Linked DNA regions of Homo sapiens: region 1 is linked to region 2. Evidence: chromatin loops called from intact Hi-C (ENCODE). Cell type or tissue: transverse colon. All regions are shown on one strand.

The links. Peaks named below come from ENCODE experiments on the same cell type or tissue, not always from the same donor. Only the 100,000 strongest peaks of a DNase experiment are listed, where the experiment ranks them.
Region 1: a loop joins it to region 2, with 10 times the contacts of the local background. A loop is called at or near these places in 8 of 110 quality-filtered maps.

The regions. Positions count from the first base shown.
Region 1 is chr15:85,386,658-85,391,657 of GRCh38, forward strand. All of the region lies in intron 1 of AKAP13 (A-kinase anchoring protein 13), which reads left to right. It also overlaps the pseudogene RNU7-79P. Among named protein-coding and RNA genes, the nearest start is that of AKAP13, 8.6 kb to the left of the region's middle. In transverse colon, no CTCF peak of the experiment used is centred here; no DNase peak of the experiment used is centred here.
Region 2 is chr15:85,316,223-85,321,222 of GRCh38, forward strand. No RefSeq gene overlaps it. Among named protein-coding and RNA genes, the nearest start is that of MIR7706, 62 kb to the right of the region's middle. RefSeq lists an enhancer at 2,283-2,382. In transverse colon, a CTCF peak has its summit at 1,937 (motif pointing right); DNase peaks (open chromatin) are centred at 209 and 2,209; H3K27ac peaks cover 3,260 bases.

The DNA.
Region 1 (5,000 bases), 70 kb after region 2:
ATGGTGCAAGGTATGCATTGAGTTTATTTTTTTGTGGATGGATTTACAATTTTTCCAGCAACAGTTTTTGAAAAGACTGTCCTTTCTCTGTTGATTACCTTTGTGCCTTTTTTTTTTTGCAAGTTGATCATAAATGTGTGGTTTTGTTTCTGGATTCTCTCTCCTATTCCATTGATCTGTGTCTTTCATTTCTCTATCACCTCACTGTTGATTACTGTCACCTTAGAGTAAGTTTTAAAATCAGGTAGTGTGAGTTATCTTATTATTTTTCAGAATTGTTTTTTGGGTATTTTAGTTGCATTGCCTTTTGTGCATATTTTAGATTCATCTTGCTGTTATCCACAAGTCCTGCTGGGTTTTTCTTTTTCTTTTTTTTCTTTTTTAAGATGAGGTCTCAGCCGGGTGTGGTGGCTCACGCCTGTAATCCTAGCACTTTGGAGGCTGAGGCGGGTGGATCACCTGAGATCAGGAGTTCGAGACCAGCCTGGCTGACATGGCAAAACCCCGTCTCTACTAAAAAATACAAAAAATAGCTGGGCGTGGTGGTGGGCGCCTGTAATCCCAGCTACTTGGGAGGCTGAGACAGGAGAATTGCTTTAGCCCGGGAGATGGAGGTTACAGTGAGCCGACATTGCGCCACTTTACTCCAGCCTGGGTGATAGAACGAGAGTCCGTCTTAAAAAAACAAAAAAAGATAGGGTCTCACTCAGTTGTCCAGTGTGGAATGCAGTGGTAGGATAACCACTCACTGCAGCCTTGATCTCCTGGGCCCAAGCGATTCTCCCACGTCAGCCTCCCAAGTAGTTGGGATCACAGTCATGCACTACCTGGCTAATTTTTTTATTTTTGTAGAGACAGAGTCTCTCTATGTTGCCCAGGCTGGCCTCAAACTCCCGGGATGAAGTGATCCTCCCACTGTGGCCTCCCAAAGTGTAGGGATTACAGGCATGACCCACCATGCCCAGCCTGCTGTGGTTTTTGATTGGCATTGTGTTGAAGCTGGAAATCAGTTAGGGGGCAATTGACATTTTAATAATGAGCCATGAACATGGTATATCTATTTAGACCTTAGATTTTTGATTAGTGTTTTGTAGTTTTTAGCAATTGGATCTTGCATGTGTTTTGTAATCTTATACATGTATTTCATGTATTCTGGTGTTGTTGTGAATGATACTTCTCAATTTCCAGTTGCTCATTGCTGGTATATAGAAAGATCATTTTATATTATTTGCTGACCTTGGATCCTACACCCTTGCTAAACTCATTTTTAGTAATAGAAGCTTTTTTTGTAGATTTTTGGAATTTTCTGCATAGACATTATTGTCATTGGCAAATAAGGGCAGTTTGATTTCTTCGTTTTCACTTTGTATACTTTCATTTCCTTTTTTTTTTTTTGAGATAGAGACTCGCTCTGTCACCCAGGCTGGAGTGCAGTGGTGCGATCTCAGCTCACTGCAACCTGTGGCCCCCCAGGTTCAAGTGATTCTCGTGCCTCAGCCTCCTAAGTAGCTGGGATTACAGGTGCATGTTGTCATGCCCGGCTAATTTTTGTATTTTTTTTTTTTTAAGTGGAGACTGGGTTTCACCATGTTGGCCAGGCTGGTCTCAAACTCCTGACCACAAGTGATCCGCCAGCCTCAGCCTCCCAAAGTGCTAGGATTACAGGCGTGAGCTACAGCGCTGGGCGTGATTTCTTTTTGTTACTTTGCTGAACTATCTAGGACCCTCAGTGTAATGTGTAATAGGAGTTTTACAAGTGGACATCCTTTCCTTTTTCCTGATGTTAGAGGGGAAAACACTGAGTGTTTGACCATTAATATGATGGTAGCCATAGGTGTTTGTTTTTGTAGATGTCTTTTATCAAGTTGAGGAAATTGTCTTCTATGTTTAGTTTGCTGAGAGTTTTTATCATGAATAGATATTGAATGTTGTCAAAGGTTTTTCTGTATTTATTGACATAATCATATGTTTTTTCTTCTTTAGTCTGGTGTAATACGTTGAAATAGCTTTGCATTCTTGTGATAATACTCATTTAGTCGTGATGTATTATTTTTTACATGTCTTTGGGTTCCATTTGCTACTGAATCTTTTTTTATTTCTTCCATTTGTTTCCCGTTATGTTCATTTTAAAAATAGGTTCTTGATCATATGTATAATATTCATGATAGTTGTTGAGTCCTTATCTGTTAAATGTCAGATGTCTCCTTGGGGGTAAAGTTATTTCAAACACAAGAACCATTGCTTTAAAGAGTATCATACTTTGTTTTGGCAAGTTAAGTTGCCAAACTTATGTGTGTAAGTTGCTTGTTACACCCCATTACTAAGGCATGAAGCTCCTGTAGTTTTCATTGAAGAATTGGGCTCTCCTTGAGGACTCTATTCTGGCAGTTGAGAACACAAATGTCTCCCAGCCCTGTGTGAACTTTGGAGATCATTTAGCTTACAGTTCCTGGGTGATTCTTTGCGTGCCCTCATGTATTTTTACAATATGCATGCTTGGCTTACTACTGGGTGTGAGACTCATGGGGCCTCTATGCTGATTTCTGGAGCTCCTTTTTCATACAGCTCCCTCCTCTTCTCTCGTACTCTGCAATTTTCAAACTCCTTAGCCTTCCCAAGCTATGTTTGTTTTCTAAACTTGACAAGGCTGTCATGTTGTGCTTGATCCTCCTCATTGCACCATGGTCTAGAAGGTACCTCCAGCCAGAAAGCTGGGGCGATTTTAGGGCTTATCTCATTTGTTCCCTTCTCTTTGGGACTGCAGTTCTGTGCTACCTGTTGTTCAGGCTCTAAAGGATGCTGCCTCATGCATTTTGTCCACTTTTCTAGTAGTTAGGGAGGATGCCAGGATAAATCTGGATCCAGTTACTCCGTCATGGTTAGCAGCTGAAGTCCTTTGGGTGAGTATGCTTTGTTGGTGGTTCTTAAAATTTCATTACAGGATTCTCAAAATCTTTGGGGGTATAAATAACAAAGAAGTATTTGTTGACTATCTTCTGACAGTAGCTCAGCCATTGCTTTGTGGGAAATACAAAACAATGTAGGTATCTTTTAGTTGAAGAGGCACATGGTACATACCTAAGATTAATCAAAGAAATGAATTGCTATGGTGATGAACAGAAAGAGAAGGATCACTATAATCTATTATTTTCTGTCCCCCCGTGGGGGAGTCTTCCAGTGAAAAGCAGAAAACCTGCTAGACAGATTCTAAAAGATCTGTAACACTTGTGATCTGGTGTTTTCATGTAGAAATGCTTGCTTTTGCGTTTTTGTTTCTTAGCATATATGCTTTATGTCGCAAGTTGTAGTGAGTCAGTGGGTAGAGTGCTGGCTCTTTCAGGTGCATTTGCTATTTATTTACTATGCAGCTTTAGGTAAGTTATTTGTCTCTGAAATCTAATCTTCTCTTTTCTCTTGGCAAATGGTTATATGACATACCTTGTAGGGTTGTTTGTTAATTTTTTCAAGTATCTTTTGTTTGTCAGGCACGGTTCTAGGTAATGGGAATTCAGTGACATCTGTAGTTGCTGCCGTTAATCTATATCCTATTGAGGGAAGTAGAAAATAAACGAGTGAACAAACAATTGCAGTCATGTCTGGTGGTGATGATTCTAGGAAGGATATGAAGAGTATTAGCAGAGATTGGGGAGGTCAGACAAGGCCTTACTGAGGAGGTGAGATTTGAACAGACCTGAAGAAAGTCAAGGGAGCAAGTCACATGAAGATTCAGAGGAAGTATGGAAGGAACATCAAGTGCAAAGGACCTGAGATGGGAGAATGAACAGGGAGCCTGGTGTGGCTGGAATGGGTGAGAAAGAGCGTGAGGAGATAAGGTTTGTATGTGTAGCCAGAGACCAGATCAAATAGGCTCTTAGGTATGGTGGGAAACAGCTGAAGGATTTGAGCAAGGCATGACAAGGTTGATTTAGGCTTTAAAAACTTTACTCTTGGCATAGGGAGCAGTAGTGGAAACGGAGAGACTAGTTAAGAGATTTGCAGTCGTTCAGGCTAGAGAAGATGGTGGCTTGGATTAGGGTGGTAGCAGCGAAAGTGGTGAGAAGCGGTTTGAATCCATATACGCTGAAAATAGAACTATAGGATTACTTACAGATTGGAAAAAGGTTCTAAAGGAAAGAAAGAAATTAAGGAGGATTCCTAGGTGTTTTACCTGAACAACTGGGTAAATGGGGAAGATGTGGAATCAGTTTGCTGAGAGGTTGAAATTGTGATTTCCCTGTTGACATGCTAAGTTTGAGATCTGTGAAATTTTTAAGTGAAGGTATCAGTAAGCATTTGGATATACAGTTCTGGAGTTCAGTGATGGTCTGGACTGGGTGTATGAATTAGAGAATTGTAGATAGAGAAGGGAGAGTGGGAGGTTTTAGTGGGAATTAGGGATATATAAAGCTCCATAATAGGGGCTCATGGCATAGTAGTTAATAATCATGACAGTCATAAAACAACCACCACTATGTATAGTAACTAAAGGAAGGCTAGATATGAATGAAGGAAGATGGTAGTGACCTAAAACAATTATCTTGCATATTATATCAGAATTAGTTAGGATTCTAAACATGCTGAAAACTTTTCTTCTCTAAGCATGATAAAAATATTAGTGAACTCTATTTTCCATTTGTAGTCTGTAAGGATATTGGTGATAGTGGAAAGATAATGACGTTTTTATGTGATGCTAGTGTATTATTTGAATGTACTTCACATACACATATACGAAGATAGTCTGGAAGGAGGCTACTGCAAAGTAGATGAGGGTAACTTTTGATCTTTTGATTTTCTGCAGAGTGTATATTTGTCTTTATTCTTTTCTTTTCTTTTTTTTTTTTTTTTAAGACAGGGTCTCACTCCTTTGACCAGGCTGGAGTGCAGTGGCGCGATCTCGGCTCACTGCAACCTCTCCCTTCTGGGCTCAAGTGAGTCTCCCACCTTAGCCTCCCCAGCAGCTGGGACCACCGGTGTGCACCACCACGTCCAGCTAATTTTTG
Region 2 (5,000 bases):
GCCACTCTGTCTTCCTGCAAGAGTTATCTTGGCCCTAGTCTGTAGCTCATCTCCTACAGGGGCACTTAAAAGGAAACAACAGTTCTTGGTCCAAAGCAATAAAGAGACAAGTGAGTCATAACAGTCTGGGTTCTTCACCAGCATAAGCGCTTCCATGAATCGCCTCTATAAAAACCCTGCCCTTCTAGCCCAAGCCGTGTTCCAAGTTCCAAAACCTTCCATTCAAGGGTTTTATAACTCAGCCCTGTGCTCAGAAATGTCACTGCACATAAGAGGGCCTTTGATCTCTGGCCATACCCAAGCCCATAGTCTGCAGCGAAGCGTGCTTTGATAACTATCTAAAGAGAAAAGCACTTTGGTTTCCTCTCATCTATTTCTATTCTACTTTTAATAAGCTGCTTAGCTTCAGGCGTCTGCCCTCTGCCCTCCAAGCTTCATCTCAACCAGAAGTAAAACAGGCTTGTGGTTGTGTGCTTTGAGAGCTCATGAAATAACAATAGTGGTAGCAAACACCAATAAAGGGCTTACTACGTGCCAGGCACCATCCTAAGTAGTTTCTGTAGGTTATCCTATGTAGGTTTTCACAGATGAGGAAATGGAAGCATAGAAAGGCACTGAGTGACTAGCTTTCTGATGAAGTCACAGTCAGAGAAACAGAGCCAGAAGTTAAAATCAAGCAACGCATCTCCAAAATGCATCTTACCCCTGTGCAATGAAAGAGAATACAAGCCCCCTCAGAGAAGGGAAAATATGAAGTCAGAAATACGAGTATTTCTTTAATAAGAGAGAAGATTTGCAGCAAACTCCTTCAATCTAGAAACACTTTCTTTTTCCAGGTACTGTGTTAGAAATCCCTTCAGTAGGAAAACTAAATGGGCAAGTCTTTAAACCAAACCAAAATGTTTCCTGAGCTTTCAATGAATCAAATTGAACTCAAGGCCCCAAGTCTGAATAAATTATGCCCTAAGATCTGTCAGAAGCAGTAGATTTCTTCTATTGGGTTTTTCTTCCATTCGATATAAAGACATAAGCGCTCTGTTGCTGCCCAATTGCTTTATTAAAAAAAAAACATATATATATATATATATATATATATATATATATATTTGAGACGGAGTCTCGCTCAGTCGACCGGGCTGGAATGCAGTGGCAGGATGTTGGCTAAGTGCAACCTCTGCCTCCCACGTTCAAGTGATTCTTCTGCCTCAGTCTCCCAGGTAGCTGGGATTACAGGCTCCCACGACCACGCCCAGCTAATTTTTGTATTTTTAGTAGAGATGAGGTTTCACCATGTTGTCCAGGCTGGTCGCAAACTCCTGACCTCAAGTGATCTGCCCACCTCAGCCTCCCAAAGTACTGGGATTACAGGCATGAGCCACCATGCCCGGTACAGAAACTTTCTTACTCATTTGAATTGAAAACTTCTATGTTTTTAAAGCATATTTTCATTAAGTGTGGAAATTCATAAAATACGGTTAGGTAGGAAGACGATGTTCACAAATTAGGTTTATAATCTATCATTTCAAACTTCGCTGTATTCAAAAATTAGTTATCTAAAATTAACTCCAGAGAAGTTTGTATGTACAAATAGTTGTTATAACAAAAGCTACCTTTCTTTTCTCAATCCGTGTCATGTGGATCTAAGCCCCTGCCTCAGAAATGGGGTGGGCATGTGTGTCCTCTTGGTGAGACCACTCTACCGCCCTAGCCAATGTGATTGCTTCAGAGATGGTTACATAGCCCTAGCTGGACCATTAAAAGTCTCCAAACCTTTGCTGGAATTATTGAGAGAGAGAGCATTCAAAAAGAACTCAGTATATAAAAAATACTGGAGTTAATAAGCAAGTAAAATATTAACAGAAGACTGTATATGCCCCAGGCCACCAGATGGGGGAGAGTGCACCTGAAAAGAGGCCAATACAGAAGAAAGCAGATAGAAATAGCTTCCAATGATCCTGTGGGGGCCTGGATCCAGCTGTACCTGAATCTCCTCCAATGCTATGCAGTTACATATGCCAGTAAGTCTTTTTTGCCTTTAAATCTGTGCATTGGGTTTCTGCTCCTTGTAACCTAGGGAGTCCTGACTAGTTCCTAGGAGCAGGTGTGCTTCCAGATCCTGTTCAGTTGCTACTGACCACAGCAGGTAGTGTGAAATGACACCCCAGAGAGCTGTGTATTTCAATGCCACACCCACATTCTGGGTGTGCCTGTGAAAGCAATCCAGCAGCAGTGTGCACAGCTGGAGCTGACTTAAGAGCTCCTAGGAAGGCCCAACCCTACAGCTAAAGGTCATGTAAAGACGTTGTGGAGAGATAATAAACAACACACACATACGCACCCATTAGGCAAAAATACCACATATTTTCTTCTCAGAGGAAATAACCATGAGCAAAGTATGGATATGAGTCAGTAACTGACTATAATTAGGGGCTTCCCTCCCACCCCAGTAACATCTGAATCAAGGCAGAGGACATTCCAGCAGTCCAGCAGTTGGTAAAGAACTAACCACATCTTTCTTGATGTTTCCTGTGACTCGATCCTTGCAGAACAGGGCACTGCAAGTCAGAAAATAGCTTCCTAGGAGAATTTAATACTAAGGAATTGGGAGTTTCCTCCGTCTATCAGAACCAAAATCATTCTACCTTAAGCCTTGGGGTTTGGAGCTCAACATAACCCAAGCATCCACTCTAGGAATCCCCCATCTGCTGCATAACTTTGGGTCCATTTGTATTTCAAAACTCTATTATGACTAGATATCCATATGCAGAAGAATGAAACTAGGCCCCTATCTCTCACCATATATAAAAATCAAATCAGCCAATTGCAGTGGCTCATGCCTGTAATCCCAGCACTTTGGGAGGCCGAGGCGGGCGGATCACCTGAGGTCGGGAGTTCGAGACTAGCTTGACCAACATGGAGAAACCCTGTCTCTACTAAAAATGCAAAACTAGCTGGGCGTGGTGGCACATGCCTGTAATCCCAGCTATGCAGGAGGCTGAGGCAGGAGAATCGCTTGAACCCAGGAGGCAGAGGTTGCGGTGAGCCGAGATCATGCCATTGCACTCCAGCCTAGGCAACAAGAGCGAAACTCAGTCTCAAAAAAAAAAAAAAATCAAATGAAAATGGATTAAAGACTTACATCTAAGACCTGAAGCCATAAAACTACTAAAAGAAAACACTGGGGAAATGTTCCAGGACATTGCTCTGGGCAAATGTTTCCTGAGTAAGACCTTAAAAGCACAGGCAACCAAAGCAAAAGTGGACAACTGGGAACATCTCAAGCTAAAAAGTTTCTGCACAGCAAAAGAAACAATCAACAAAGTGAAGAGACAACTCACAGAGGGGAGAAAATATCTGCAAACTACCCATCTGACAAAGGATTAATAACCACAATATATAAGGAGCTCAAACAACTCTATAGCAAAAAAAGAAAAATCCAATTTAAAAATGGGCAAAAGATCGGAATAGACATCTCTCGAAAGAAGACATACAAACGAGGCTGGGCACCATGGTTCACGCCTGTAATCCCAGCACTTTAGGACGTCAGGGCGGGCAGATCGCTTGAGGTCAGGGGTTCGAGACCAGCCTGGCCAATATGGCAAAATCCCCATCTCTACTAAAAATACAAAAATTACCTGGGCGTGGTGGCATGTGCCTGTAATCCCAGCCACTCAGGAGGCTGAGGCAGGAGAATTGCCTGAACCTGGGAGGTGAAGGTTGCAATGAGTTGAGATCACACCACTGCTCTCCAACCTGGGCAATGGAGCAAGACCCTGTCTCAAAAAAAAAAAAAAAAAAGACATATAAATGACCAACAGTTATATGAAAAAATCCTCAATCTCATTACTCATAAGAGAAATGCATATCAAAACTACAATGAGATATCACCTCACCCCAGTTAAAATAGCTCTTATCCAAAAGACAGGCAGTAATGAATGTTGGCAAGGATGTGGAGAAAGGGAAACCCTCATTCACTGGTGGTGAGAATGCAAATTAGTACAGACAAGGTGGAGAACAGTATGAAGGTTTCACAAAAAATCTAAAAATATAATTACCATACGATCCAGCAATCCCACTGTTGGGTATACACCCAAAGAAAGGAAAGCAATATATCGAAGAGATATCTACACTCTTATGCGCTCTTATCTGCACTTACGTTTATCGCAGCACTATTCACAGCCAAGGTAGAGAATCAACCTAAATGTTCACCAACAAATGAATGGATCAAAAAATGTGATACATATACACAATGGAATATTATTTGGCCATGAAAAAAGAATGAGATACTGTCATCTGCAACAATACGGATGGAACTGGAGGACATTATGTTAGGTGAGATAAGCTAGGCACAAAAAGACAAATATCACATGTTATCACTCATATGGGGGAGCAGAAAAAAAATTGAACTCTTGGAGATAGAGAGTAGAAGGATGGTTACCAGAGGCTGGGAAGGGTAGTGGGGTCAGGGACAAAGATGAGTTGGTCAATGGGTAAAAAATACAGTTAGGTAAAAAAAATGAGATCTAGTGTTTGACATCACAATAGGGAAACAATAGCTAACAATAATTATTTCATATTTCAAAATCAATGAAAGAGTAGAATTGGAATGTTCCTAACACAAAGAAATGATAAATGTTTGAAGTGATGGATATCCCAGTTACCCTGATTTGATCATTACACATTATATGCTTGTATCAAAATATCACATGTATCCCCGTAAATACATACAGCTATTATGTATCCATAAAAATTAAAAATAATTTTTAAAAACTGTATTACAATATAGATAATAGACAAAAATGTATTAAATGTATATGTACACTTTCATTTGAGACAGGGTCTCAGTTGCCCAGGCTGCAGTGCAGTGATGCAATCTTGGCTCACTTGCAGCCTCAACTTTCTGTGCTCAAGCGACCCTCCCACCTCAGCCTCCCAAGTAGCTGGGACTACAGGCACATGCCACCACACCCAGCTAATTTTTGCATTTTTTGTAGAAATGG